Regions from separate parts of the Homo sapiens genome. Here region 2 is linked to region 1. Evidence: chromatin contacts called from ENCODE Hi-C or POLR2A ChIA-PET data. All regions are on one chromosome and are shown on one strand. Each heading gives the region's core, a stretch centred on a gene start or an enhancer-like site at or near the end of the contact. The rest is flanking DNA. Distances are from core to core; before and after follow the strand shown.

Evidence for each region. Hi-C counts contacts between places; a loop is a spot of excess contacts on that map. ChIA-PET counts read pairs that join two places held with the same protein, here RNA polymerase II (POLR2A). Pooled maps may share reads with other maps.
Region 2: a pooled map shows a loop between it and region 1 (4-fold over the local background). The contact joins two enhancer-like sites. A Hi-C loop is called at or near these places in 1 of 168 maps with a recorded cell type or tissue (CD8-positive, alpha-beta T cell) and 2 of 50 pooled maps. POLR2A ChIA-PET finds 5 or more read pairs at or near these places in 3 of 52 experiments (WTC11, activated CD8-positive, alpha-beta memory T cell and activated T-cell).

The regions. Positions count from the first base shown.
Region 1 is chr20:44,550,450-44,557,269 of GRCh38, reverse strand. It overlaps a transcript of PKIG not described here. Among named protein-coding and RNA genes, the nearest start is that of PKIG, 29 kb to the left of the region's middle. Within about 2 kb of position 3,994, at least 5 of the 41 ENCODE cell types and tissues checked have a DNase peak (open chromatin) inside an H3K27ac peak, as active enhancers do.
Region 2 is chr20:44,639,439-44,646,258 of GRCh38, reverse strand. The region is part of intron 1 of ADA (adenosine deaminase); the gene reads left to right. Among named protein-coding and RNA genes, the nearest start is that of ADA, 8.8 kb to the left of the region's middle. RefSeq lists enhancers at 2,112-2,701, 2,992-3,171, 2,702-3,292, 3,182-3,301, 3,293-3,882 and 5 more, a silencer at 269-348 and a cis regulatory region at 645-1,203. Within about 2 kb of position 3,303, at least 37 of the 41 ENCODE cell types and tissues checked have a DNase peak (open chromatin) inside an H3K27ac peak, as active enhancers do.

The DNA.
Region 1 (6,820 bases), core at 2,745-5,244:
TTACAGGGGTGAGCCACCGCGCCCAGCCCACCACAGTTCTTAGAGACCAAGGAATAAGGGTATAGTTTTTTTTAAAACATTTACTGTTCAGGAAAGGCTGAAAAATAGTACAAAGAAATGAAAAGTACAAGTCCCTCTCATTAAGTATAGATTACTCTAAATACACTGAAAATCCCAATAAAATCATTTATTTATATACGACCTTAATAGAATAGATAGATGCATGGCCCCCTTTTTAATTTTAATTAAGTACTCATATTGCAAGATGCATAAAACCCCCAGCAGTTTATTTTAAAACTGCAAACAATCCTGGAAGGCTTGAATAATGAGCTTGACAAATTGGAGACTTTTATTCCACTATCATAAAAATAATGAGTGGGGCTTTTTGAAAAGCATGGCATATTCCAAAGGTTTAGAAGAAAGAAAATCTTATGAAGGAGACTTAAACCTATATATCTAGTATTATTTTTACATACCAATTTGAGAAAACTAATAAAGCCAACAAATATCTATCAACCCTCTACTCTGCCATAAATAAAAAAGAAAAAAAGAAATGTTTCACTTGGAATCCAAATTTAGTACAGATCTTCATTAACTTACTACTATTGGCCAGGCGCGGTGGCTCATGCCTGTAATCCCAGCACTTTGAGAGGACAAGGGGGGCAGATCACCTGAGGTCAGGAGTTCAAGACCAGCGTGGCCAACATGGTGAAACCCCGTCTCTACTAAAAATACAAAAATTAGCCAGGCATGGTGGCACACGCTTGTAATCCCAGCTACTCAGAAGGCTGAGACAGGAGAATCACTTGAACCCAGGAGGCAGAGGTTGCAGTGAGCCGAGATCGCGCCACTGCATTCCAGCCTGGGTGACAGAACCAGACTCCATCTCAAAAAACAAACAAACAAACAAAAATCTTACTACTAATATTAGCCAAAAGACACTATTATGGCTAATAATTAAGTTTTGGTTGTAACATATGTGGGATAATGTGATATATAAGCCAAACACACTTTTTTTAAGCTCAGAGATTCAGCTAAATGAGAACAGAAAATAAAAAGATTATTTTAGGTAATAAATGATGTAGTTGTTCAGAGTAATAAAGCAGCAATAAACTTTAAATTAGGTCTCTAGGCTGGGTGTGGTGGCTCATGCCTGTAATCCCAGCACTTTGGGAGGCCAAGGCGGGTGAATCATGAGTTCAGGAGATCGAGACCATCCTGGCTAACAGGGTGAAACCCTGCCTCTACTAAAAATACAAAAATTAGCCAGGCATGGTGGCACGCACCTGTAGTCCCAGCTACTTGGGAGGCTGAGGCAGGAGAATCGCCTGAACCTGGGAGGCAGAAGTTGCCGTGAGCAGAGATCACGCCATTGCACTATTCCAGCCTGGGTGACACAGCGAGACTCCGTCTCAAAAAAATAAAATAAAATAAAATAAATAAAGTAGGTCTCTAATATTCCTCCCAACTCTTGGGTTTTATGACCTTATCACACAAGTATTTTCTTGTTAAAAAAAATGAGGTTCCCTAGCAAGTGGACAAAAAATAAATATACATATATGTGGAACAATAAAATAATCTATACACATATACACACACAAAATGAGTGGGAGTACTAAGATGAAAGAAATATTTTCAGAGTATGAACAGGATGCTTTTCAGATGAAATCCTCAAGTATCAACAAAGAACTGTGGGTGAGCTTAAATCATGTGGGCCTAAACTACTCTGTAACTTATCTAAAGCCAACAGGATGGTATCTCTGAATTTAGACACAGAAAGATACATGGTAGTTTGGATATTTAGAAGGATTTAGTTTAAAGCCAATGTTTACAAGAATATTTATAAACTTACATAAAACCTATAGAATTTGGCAAGCTTTGGAGAGACAAACAAACAATTCTGGTCAGAAATGAACTTCCTGTAAATAGATGTCAGTGTTTTGACAGTACACTGTTAAGCACTATTCCTTATAGTTTTTGTAAAAGGAATAAAACAAAGGTAGAGAATACACACATCTCTCAATACATTTTCATGTTTGTTTACTTGTTTGTTTTCAATTGAAATTAAAACATTTCTTAATTTCTAATACTGACGATAATTCTATCGATAGTATCTTTTCTTTTTTCTTTAAGAATAACATCAACAAAAATAATAATGACAACATCAACAAAAATAGCACAGTAACATGTTAAATGATTTCTGGCAGTCTGTCAAAAATACAGATATTAAAACAGATATTAAAATAGGACACTTAAATGATATTAAGCTTCAACAAATCTGTAAAACCCAAAACCGTAACAATTTTTAATACCCTACTCTCAGAAAAGAAAAAATGTCACATTACTATAGAACAAAAGTAAATCAATAAGATGATTATTTTCCTGTATCTTATCGAGTTGGGGGAAATCCTGTCTCTGTAGGTGCCCCCACGCCCCCTGCCCTTTTCAGAAGACTTTCTTCAAACTGCAGGTAGCCTGGAAGTCTTCCCAGAAAATCTTTGAAAAAACACAGTCTGTTGTCTTCTGCATAGACACTTTGGATCTTACAAAGCACTTAGAGGTTTGTCCTCTGCTAAAAACAAGTTAGGAAAACCAAGAATCTGTTTTTTGCCCCCAAGCTGGAAGCTCCTGCCCACCAGCAAACTACTGCCTATTCCAGCTCTGTCCCCACTGGTACTTGCCACCCCCTCACCCCCTCACCCTTGTCCCAGTTCTTAGCTAGCAATTAGCATCAAGTCTGGACCCTGCTCAAAAACCCATCCTTCCCCTTGCTCTGACTACCAAGTTAAAAGTTCCTACTCAAAATGGGGTGTTGGTTACATAGGTATATGCATTTGTCATGAGCATTTCACTATATGTTAAATTTATCTGGATTAAAAAATTTTTTAGGCCTTGCACAGTGGCTCACACTTATAATCCTAGCACTTTGGGAGGCTGAGGTGGGTGAATCACTTGAGGCCGGAGTTCGAGACCAGCCTGACCAACATGGTGAAACCCTGTCTCTACTAAAAATACAAAAAAAAAATTAGCCAGGCATGGTGGTGTGTGCCTGTAATCCCAGGTACTGGGAAGGCTGAGGCACGAGAATTGCTTGAGCCTGCGAGGCAGAGGTTGCAGTGAACTGAGATTGAGATCATATCACAGCACTCCAGCCTGGGCGACAGAGCAAGATTCTGTCTCAAAAAAAAAAAAATTTTTTTTTAAATTAATAAACTGGTCTACAATGCTCTGCTGTCACTGTTAGCTTCTCTGAATTTATTTTGTGCCAAACTTCCCTCTCACTGTCCTTTGGTCACTTTTTTCAGCTTCTCCAAGGGCAAGCTCTTCTCTCGACCCCAAGACTCATAGCTCATTTCAGCATGTAATACTCTTCAGCCAACCCCACATTCCCCTAACTAACCCTTTTCTCCTAGTTAATGCCTACTCACCCCACCAGACTCAGCTTGGGTGCCTTTTCCTCCAAGGAGCCTTCCTTCCTCCCCTCACCCGTGTGCACAGGAACATGTTCACATATGCAGGCCAAGGCATCTCTCTGTTCCCTTAGCATTTACTATAAACGAGCATTAGAGTATAAGGTCCATGACAGCAGGCACTATGTTTTTATTAGTCACTGTCATAACCCTAGCACCAAGTATATCACAGATGATCAGTAAATGTTCATTTAATGAATGTTAAATGAAGGCACAAAGATATCAGTCATTCTGATCTATAAAGCTTCCTTCACCATTTTGCTGATCTAATGTGCTGTCTGGCCTCTCTGTTATCTGAAATCCATCTGTGAAGCTACCACAGCTCTGACTCTAATACTGCTTGGGTTTCCTATCTCAGAAGAGCAAACTTTCCAGGTTCAACTTAAGGCAACCATTTTCAAAGAGCAAAATGTGTTTACTCTTAACATGTACACTTCAGGCACTTGTCTAACCTCTCAGCCAACAGAAGTGGTTTGTCTAGACAAGGGTTTATGTGAGATATTCACTACATGGCGTTGGTCATACTGGCACTCCGAGGCAGCATAAACTTTAGCCTTTCCTGGGATGGAATTAATGACCTGATACCTTCAAGCTTTCAACTTTGGAAAATCACAAAAAAGTAAGTCAACTGATTCCCTAAAAATTCTCTCTCTTGCAAGGTTGTTATGAGGCGGTGGGAAGAAAAATGAGAAAGATGAGTCAGTGTGAGTCAGTGTTAAGAAAAAAGCTCTGCTTCTGGTAAACAGTTTGCTCTTTTACTGACAGGACTAGGATTACCCGACTCCCACTTCTAAAAATACACAAATAACAGGTGGTATACATTATATAAGTGGTTCCAAAACACAGACTCAGATCATTGACTCTAAAAAGGGAACAGTTAATCAGCAATGAGCCAGACCTTCCCCAGAGCCTGCTTCTCGGAGAAGCCCCCAGACTAAGTAAGCATTTCCCTAAAGACAATTAAGATCCTAAATGCTTCCACTGCCCACTCAAGTGACCTAAAGGAATGACTGAACCTCCCTTACAATAACAACTACTTCATGAGCACCTACTACGTGCCAATAACTCTGCTAGGCTTCATACAATTCATCTTTAAACTTTACAACAATCCTGTAAGATGGTTGTTATTATCCATGTTTTACAGATAAGGAACCTGGCGCACAGGGGTTGGGTTAGATTTATATACAGTTGCATAGTGGCAGCACCAGATTTGATTCAAAAGTGCCTGCTTGTCTCCTTTCATTCCAAACTGAATTCAGAAATATATATGAATTACCCTGAGCAAGGCAATGCATCAGGTACTGCAGGGGATACAAGCTAGAAAAGGCTACTCCAATTATCAAGAAAGCAAAATTGGAAGTAAATGAGACTATGTAGGAGAGCTTCATCTCTCTATTTCCAAGATCCCAAACAAGGCCCGCCACACATAAGTTGCCCAGGAAATTACTACTGAAACATATGTGGAAGAAAAGGGAAACACACAATCAAATGTAACACAGGCAGTCTGTGCTTAGTGTCACAAGACAGAATGTGCTGTGATGATTTAGATTGTATCCTGATGGATGGCTTTGAGAAATACGCGCAAACAACGTGGCATTTGAGATAAGTCTGACAAACAGACTGACAGACAACAGAGAAAAGTAAAGAGATCAATGGAATATGTCAGGGGTAGTAACAGTTGAGACAAACCCTTTGGTACCTCTAGCAGCACAGGGAGAAATAAAGCTAGAAGAAACAGATTCTACATTGTGTTGGCCCTGAGTCTGCTTCAAGTCCCTTTTTATATAGAAAAGTGTAGCAATTACGAATATTTCCTAGCCGATTCCAATACACGGGGAGACACTCTTAATGGTTAAATAAATAAAAATCTGCTGTATAACCTTTTGTGGAACAAAGTGGTGGTGGTAGAATACAACAGAATAAATGAATATTTGTTTACAAATCTAGAGCATATGTGGTTGTAGAACTAAAGGAGAATTACAGATAAGTTCTACCACCTTTATTACCTCAACTCTGAATCATGATGATAAGGATTCTGTGACAGCACATTTTATTTTAATTTAACCTATAGCTCCTTCAGCAGAAGACCAGTCAAGTCAATGACACTCAACAGGCACAGCTGGCTAGAGGACTTTCTGGAAACGGAGGGGATGGGAGGCATTTTTTGGTTGACACAACAGTCAATTGTCTCCTCATTCAAATGGGCATTTAGTAGGTAGAGACCAAGATGTTAAACATCCAGCAAATTGAGGGGCTGTCTTATAGAAACAAAAATTGTCCCTTTACTCTGCTTGATTTTTAAATATCAAGATACTCATGTAAAGCTCTTTACAGTTATCTGAACCTAGAACTCCACTCCTTTTTGTCTGTAGCAAAGTACTTTTGCATGATTTTAGAGGCAATGTATTTTCCAAGAATGCATTTACCAAGTAAAAGGAAAATGTTGGGCCGGGCGCGGTGGCTCACGCCTGTAATCCCAGCACTTTGGGAGGCCGAGGTGGGCAGATCACAAGGTCAGGAGATCAAGACTATCCTGGCTAACACGGTGAAACCCCGTCTCTACTAAAAATACAAAAAAATTAGCCAGGCGTGGCGGCGTGTGCCTGTAGTCCCAGCTGCTGGGGAGGCTGAGGCAGGAGAGTGGTGTGAACCCGGGAGGCGAAGCTTGCAGTGAGCATCACTGCACTCCAGCCTGGGCGACAGAGCAAGACTCCGTCTCAAAAAAAAAACAGGAAAATGTTGCTTTGTTTTGTATTTAAGGAGTGAATTATAATGTCCATAATATATTTTCAAATAGTTCAGCAAAAAATTGAAATACACACATGCAGATAAACTATATGCAGCAAAATGTTAACAATTGTTTGGGCTAGGTTTTTGATACAGGTGCTCATTGTACTCTTGTTAATTTTTTTCCACATTTGAAATTTTTCATAATAAAAAGCTAGAGGGGAAATCTGGCCCTCATTAAGTGAGAGGTCATAATAGAGGTTAAGACCACTGACTCTAGAGCTCTGGGACCTTAGGCAGGTTACTGTCCCGCTCTCTGCCTCAGTTTCTCCATCTGTAACATAAGGATAATAATAGTACCTATTTCATGGAGCAGTTGTAAGGATTAGATGACTTAACAAAATGAAAGTTGTGGCTGGGCACAGTGGCCAAAGCTTTAGCACAAAAACGCCTGGGAAAGCTTCACCAGAGTCCTTCTCCACCATGACAACACTCCTCCTGCTCATTCCTTTTATCAAACAAGGGCAATTTTTGCGAGATTTCAATGGGAAATCACTGTGCACAGAAATCATTATGCATCCACCTTACAGTCCTGATTTGGCTCTTTCTGACTTCTTTTTGTT
Region 2 (6,820 bases), core at 2,054-4,553, 90 kb before region 1:
GGGAGGATCAGAGAGAGGAAGTGGTCTGTGTTCACACAGGGAGGCAGGGGAGGCCAGGCAGCTTCCCAATCCTGCATTCAACCTCAGGGTGGGCTTGACCTGGGTGGCTGGGGGCCCTGTGATCCAGGAGAGACTTGTCCACCTGCTCAGGTGTCTTGAAGGGGTCCCTGTGGTACCCCCTGGGGCGGGGCAAGGTAGTAGGACCATGGTCTGGCTGGGGAGGTGGAGAGGAGCAGGCTGTGGGCGCAGAGTGAGGTTGGAATCTGTATTTACCCAAGGTGTTGGGGGTAGGCTTGCCCTCAGCCCTTAATGTTCTCAGGCCCCTGAGCAGTTGTGGGGGATAACCTCTGCACTCCTAGTGACCAGGGAGCTAGAACAGCAAGGAATTTGAACTTGGACACCAGCTGGGGTCAGGCTCTCTGGGTCTGAGTCCTGATTTCCCACTTTCCAGCTAGAGGAGCTTGAATGAGTCATTTAACTTCACGGTGCCTCAGTTTCCCCTCTCTAAAATGAGAATTATACCCATACCCACCTCTCAAACACCAAGTGCAGGCCTGGCTCAGAGCAGGTGCTGCAGCAATAGCTGCCATTGGTCAGCATCATCATCATGGTTGGTAATGGTCCTACTTTGACTTTTGAGACAGAGTCTCACTCTGTCGCCCAGGCTGGAGTGCAGTGGTGCAATCTCGGCTCACTACAACCTCTGCCTCCCGGGTTCAAGTGATTCTTCTGCCTCAGTCTCCCAAGTAGTTGGGATTACAGGTGTGCGCCACCATGCCTGGCTAATTTTTGTGTTTTTAGTAGAGACAGGGTTTCACCATGTTGGCCATAACAATGGCTGTCCTTGAAGTAGTCCTGGGTACCAGGTGACTTCAGTGACTTTTTTTTTTTTTTTTTTTTTGAGCTGGAGTCTTCCTCTGTCACCCAAGCTGGAGTGCAGTGGCACGATTTTGGCTCACTGCAACCTCTGCCTCCTGGGTTCATGCGATCCTCCTGCCTCAGCCTCCCAAGTAGCTGGGACTTGGGATACACTTGCCCCCGCTGGTCCTCCCTTCCACCTCTGTGAAGAGGAGGTCTCAAACTCCTGGCCTCAAGTGATCCACCCACCTCAGCCTCCCAAAGTGCTGGGATTTCAAGAGTGAGCCACCGCACCTGGCCCCTGTTTAGATGTTAGCATCAGTGACCCAGCACCTTGCTATGTGGCATGCAGGGAGCGTGCTGCTAGACCTCCGGGTTTAGAGTCAAATAGCTTCCTGGCTGTGGTATGCATTAGACTTTCTAACTCAAGGTCCTCCCACTCTCTGAGCCTCAGTCTTGTTGCCTTTAAAACGAGTTTAAGTGTGCTGAGTCCCTATGCTGTGGCTCCACAGGAATTTCCCCAGGTGGAAGACACATCTTGCCTTCTGTGAAACCTCTCAGCAGCAGAGCTGTCAGGCCCCGTCAGCAGGAGACACTGTGGGGACTGCTCAGTCCCTTCCACTGTGTACCTCGGAGCTGGCGGAGCCTAGATGAGGCTGAGCATAGAGGGCTTCCTGGAGGAAGTGGAGCTGAAACAGTTTCTCAGCCCAGGGCTGCTCTGTCTCCTGGCCTCACACTAAAAGTCAGTTGAGAGGCCATAGTGGCATAAGTCACTGACCCTGGCACTGCCCAGCTCATCACCAAAAGCAGGGCTAGGGAGGGAGGGGACATTCGATTGGCAGTGGGCACCTGTGGCTCATCTGGGTTCTGGCCACGGTGCTCAGGTTCTGTGAGCTGACCAGGCAGCCCTGGCTCCTCTGCCCCCGTGTGGGTTCTGCCAGGTCCCATGGGGGCAGGTCAGCCCCTTCCTTGTTGCAGGGAGAGCACCCAGCATTGCTGACATGGGACAGGGAAACGAGGAAATAACGGTGTGGTCATTGAACACAGAGAGCACTAGGTGCTGTGCGAGGTGCTGAGGACACGACATGATGACACAGACAAGGTCCCCCCTCTCAGCAAACGGCTCATGAGGGAGACAGACATGTTACATACATGAACCCAAAAAGTCAGACGAAAACAAAACAGAGCGATGTGTTTGGGAGGCAAACCCAACTGCCGGAGGCGAGCAGGGCGTCTACCTCCAAGGTAAACCCAGTCAGATTAGTTGTCCCCAAGGCTCACCAGGGAGAACTAATCTGACTAGGTTTGCCTTGGAGGTAGACGGCCCTGCTCGCCCTCCAGCAGTTGGGAACGTGGAAACATGAGTCAGATCTGGGAGTATCTGTCCCAGGAGTCCAAGACCTGGGTCCTCATGGTAGCTCTGCCACCGACACACTGAGTGACCTTGGGTAAGTGAACCCACCGCCCTGGACCTCTCTGGCACGCATCTCTTGAGAGCAGGGACTTAGTGCATTTCCCGAGGGCCTCCACGGTGCCTGGCACATAGTGGGGCTTAGTAAATATTTGTTGGTAACTGAGGATGCTTCCTGTTCACATCAGCGCTGGGAGGATTTCCTGCTGTTCAGACAAATGCTGGGCTGGCTGTGAGTCAGCCTTGCAGAGAGCAAAGGCAGTGGGAAGGGGCGTGAGATTCCCCTCTGGAGAGGTCAGGAGGCCAGGCACTGTCTCGACATGAGTGCCAGGGAGGGGGTGTGGCCTGTGGGCAGGGCTTGGGCTGAGGCAGAGGGACTTGAGTTCCACCCTAGCTCTACCACCATCAATTTTGTGTAACTCTGGACAGGCCACTGAACTTCTCCGGGCTTAGCCTGGCAAGTCCATTTCCCCATCTGTAACATGGGCCGATATGTACATTGCCTAGGGATTAAATGAGATAAAGGGTCTGAAAACAGTAGGTAGCTGCTTTATCATTATTATTATTTCTGTATTATTGATGTCTGAGGCTAGGCCCACAGAGGCAGTACAGTAGAGTGGTTAGGAGCTCAAGAATCAGACTAGGGTTCAAATTCTGACTCCATCACTGACTGTTTTGGGGTACTTCTTTGAACCTCAGTTTCTTCATCAGTAAAATGGGAGTGAAGTCTCTACCTTGCTGGTTGTAAGGATGAAATAAGATAATGCATATAGATGGTCTAGCACATAGTAGATACTCAAAAGTTTGAGGCCACTGCTGACCCTTTTCCCTGAAAGGAGACAGGAGAGCGGGGTCGCCACCCCATTGTCATTGTCATCTGGAATAGGCTGACAGACTTCCCATGGTGTGTTGCAGTTTTCTAGAAAATTCAGTAGGAGGCCTGCCTGAGCTTGAGCCACCTGTGGAGGTGGCTTCCTGCCTCTGCTCCACACCTGAAACGCGTCTGGGCCTCTTCTCAGGCAGCCGTGAGAAGGGATGAGTGCTACTGGTCATGGTGGGCAGCTGGCTCTGCTTTCCCCCTTCCCAGAGGCGCTCCTGCCTCCTGCCCAGCTCCCTGAACCCCTAGCTTCTGCACCCCGGCACTGTCTGGCTTCTGCCCCGCTGAGCACCCACTGTCTCTGACGCTGCCTTGAGTACTTCCCGCATGTTATTCAAATCCCAATCAGATCTTCCCTCCCGCAGTAGCTGGTCTTCTGTTCTGGCTTCCTGCCATCCTGTCCTCCACACAGCAGCCGGGAAAGGTTTTTTTAAAGGGGACTCTCCGATTTAACACACTTGGGTGGAAAACCCTTTGCTTCGGCCTCTGCAATCTCCCTGCCCCCTCTCCACTTTGCCCTGGCCTCATTTCTCACCACTAACCTCACTCTGCACTCTGGCCAACTCCCCGCCTGCTTCCTGATTCAGACACTAAGCACACGCAGCTCCCCTGCCTGGAGCCATTCTCCCTCTCCTTCTTTCTTCTCCCTGGCGAACTCCCCCTTTAAGTGATCTTTTCCCAACACACTTTCTAAATTGCCCCCACCCCAGTGTGATTTTTCTTTATCTCATAGCACTTGGTCTGCTTCTTATCACAGTTTGCAAGGCTGAGTTCAGAAAGGTGTGTTTGCTCATTCTGAGGCAGGAGAGGCTACCTTGTGCTGCTGTGGTAACAAACAGCCCCCAGGTCTGAGGGGTCTGCAGAGACCCAGGTTGACCTCATACTGCTTGTCCCTCCAGGGCCTCCAGTGAGGTTTCGGCTCCTTGGATCACTCAGGGCCCCAGGCAGATGGGAAGATTCCACTCTGAACATTGCCAATTGTTGTGCCAGAGTAAAGCAGAGCTGGGAGGTGGGCTCTTGAATTGGCATTTAAATACTTTTGCCAGGCAGGGTAAGGCAGCTCACGCCTGTAATCATAACACTTTGGGAGGCCTAGGTGGGTGGATCACCTGAGGTCAGGAGTTCAAAACCAGCCTGGCCAACATGGTGAAACCCTGTCTCTACTAAAAGTACAAAAATTAGCCGGGCATGGTGGTGGGCGCCTGTAATCCCAGCTACTTGGGAGGCTGAGGCACGAGAATCCCTTGAACCTGGGAGGCAGAGGCTGCAATGAGCTGAGATCTTGCCACTGCACTCCAGCCTGGGCAACAGAGCCAGACTCCATCTCAAAAAAAAAAAAACAACAACAACAAATAAATAAATGAATAAATACTTTAGCCAGAAGTAGCCATGCAGACCTCCCCCCACCAGTCCCACCCACAAGCGGACGTGACTACCGCCCCCATTCACTGCCTGATCCTCCTGTTCTCAGGGGCTCCAAGGCCAGGCCTGGTTTGACCTTCTGACTTTCTGACTTCCTCCTACCTTCCCAGTAACCTCATGCAACTCCTTTCACTCAGCCTCAATCATCCCCATGGGTGTTTAAACTTGCCCAAGACATGCCCCTTTGAAAAAGCCTGCCATTCTCTTGACCCACATGCACGTCCTGCCCCCTCCAAGGCTGCTAGTTCCTTTAGGGGCAAAATTGTGAAAGAGTAGTCTAAACCTTCTTCCTCTTCTTACCTCCACTTCTTTCTTACCTTATTCCCATGTGGATTCTACCCTCACTCAGGCCTCTAGAACGGTTCCTCTACGGCAGTGGTTCCCAATCTTGACTACGTGTTTTTTTAAAAAAAGTCCTCCACCTGGGCCTGCCACCAAGGATTTTTCTTTAATTGACCTCAGATGGGGTTGAGGCCTTGGGAACTGGCCAGAACTTCCCGTGCTCCTAACTTGCAGCCGGGGTTAAGAACTACTCCTCTGAAGCCCCCAGTGCCTGCGCTTTTAGCCCGACGGACAAGTTTCTGCCCTTCCATCCTGTGACCTCCAGCAGGGCCTGACCATGTGAGTTTTCTGTGGCTGCCGTGACAAGTTGCCACACCCTGCATGGCTTCAACCAACAGAAACGTGTGCCCTGGCAGTTCTGGGGGCCAGAAGTCCAACATCAAGATATCATCAGAGCCACATGCCCACTGAAGGCTCTCGGGGGAATCCATTCCTTGCCTCTTCTGGTTGCTGGTGGCTCTAGGCATTCCTTGGCTTGTGGCTGCATCATTCCAGTCTCTGCCTCTGAGGTCACGTTGCTGCTTCCTCTTGTGTGTGTTTCTCTTAAAACTCTCTGCTTCTGTCTTATAAGGATACATGTGATTGCATCTAGGGCCCAACCAGATAATCCAGGATAAACTCTTCCTGTCAAGACATTTAATAATCACACTTTGCCATATAAGGTAATTTTTTTTTTTTTTTTGAGGTGGAGTTTTGCACTTTCACCCAGGCTGGAGTAAAGTGATTTAATCTCGGCTCACTGGAATCTCTGCCCCCAGGTTCAAGCAATTCTCCTGCCTCAGCCTCCTGAGTAGCTGGGATTATAGGTACCTGCCACCATGCCCAGCTAACTTTTGTATTTTTAGTAGACATGGGGTTTCACCATGTTGGCCAGGCTGGTCTCGAACTCCTGACCTCAGGTGATCCACCCGCCATAAGTTAATATTTTTTTTTTGAGAGGGAGTATTGCTCTGTTGCCCAGGCTGGAGTGCTAGTGGCTCAATCTCGGCTCACTGCAACCTCCGCCTCCCAGGTTCAAATGATTCTCCTACCTCAGTCTCCTGAGTAGCTGGGACTACAGGTGCATGCCACCATGCCTGGCTGATTTTTGTATTTTTAATAGAGAGGGGATTTCACCATGTTGGCCAGGCTGGTGTTGAACTCCTAACCTCAAGTGATCCACCCACCTCAGCCTCCCAAAGTGTTGGGATTACAGGCATGAACCACCACGCCCGACCCATATAAGGTAATATTTACAGGTTCTGGGGATTAGGATTAGCATGTAGACAGCTTTGTGGGGGCCACCATTCAGCCCACTATGCTAACCCTGTGAACCGTTGCTCGCTTCTCCTTGACATCTGACGGCCTGGCCTTCTGCATACCACACACCCTCCCACCTCTCTGGCCACAGTTCTGTAGGCTCAGCCTCCTCCGTAAGGCCATTAAGTGCTTGTGCTGGTCAAAGTTTCATCCTAGGCCTTTTCCTTACCTCCCTTGATATTTTCTCCCTAGGTGAGCTCCTTCAAGCCCACAGCTTCTGTGCTTACCCACACTCCTACCTACATTCCCAGCTTGGGCTTCTCAGGCCAGCTCTAGACTCTTGTATCCCACTGGGTTCTTCCACTTACCTTTGGATATCTCAAAGGCATCTCCAGTTGGCTGGGCACGATGGTTCACACCTGTAACCCCAGCACTTTGGGAGGCCGAGGTGGGCAGATCACTTGAGGTCAGGAGTTCAAGACCAGCCTGGCCAATATGGTGAAACCCCATCTCTACTAAAAATACAAAAATTAGCTGGGCATGGTGGTGGGTGCCTGTAGTCCCAACTACTCGGGAGGCTGAGGCAGGAGAATCGCTTGAACCCGGGAGGTGGAGGTTTCCGTGAGCTGAGCTGGAGCCACTGCACTCCAGCCTGGGCAACAGAGTGAAAC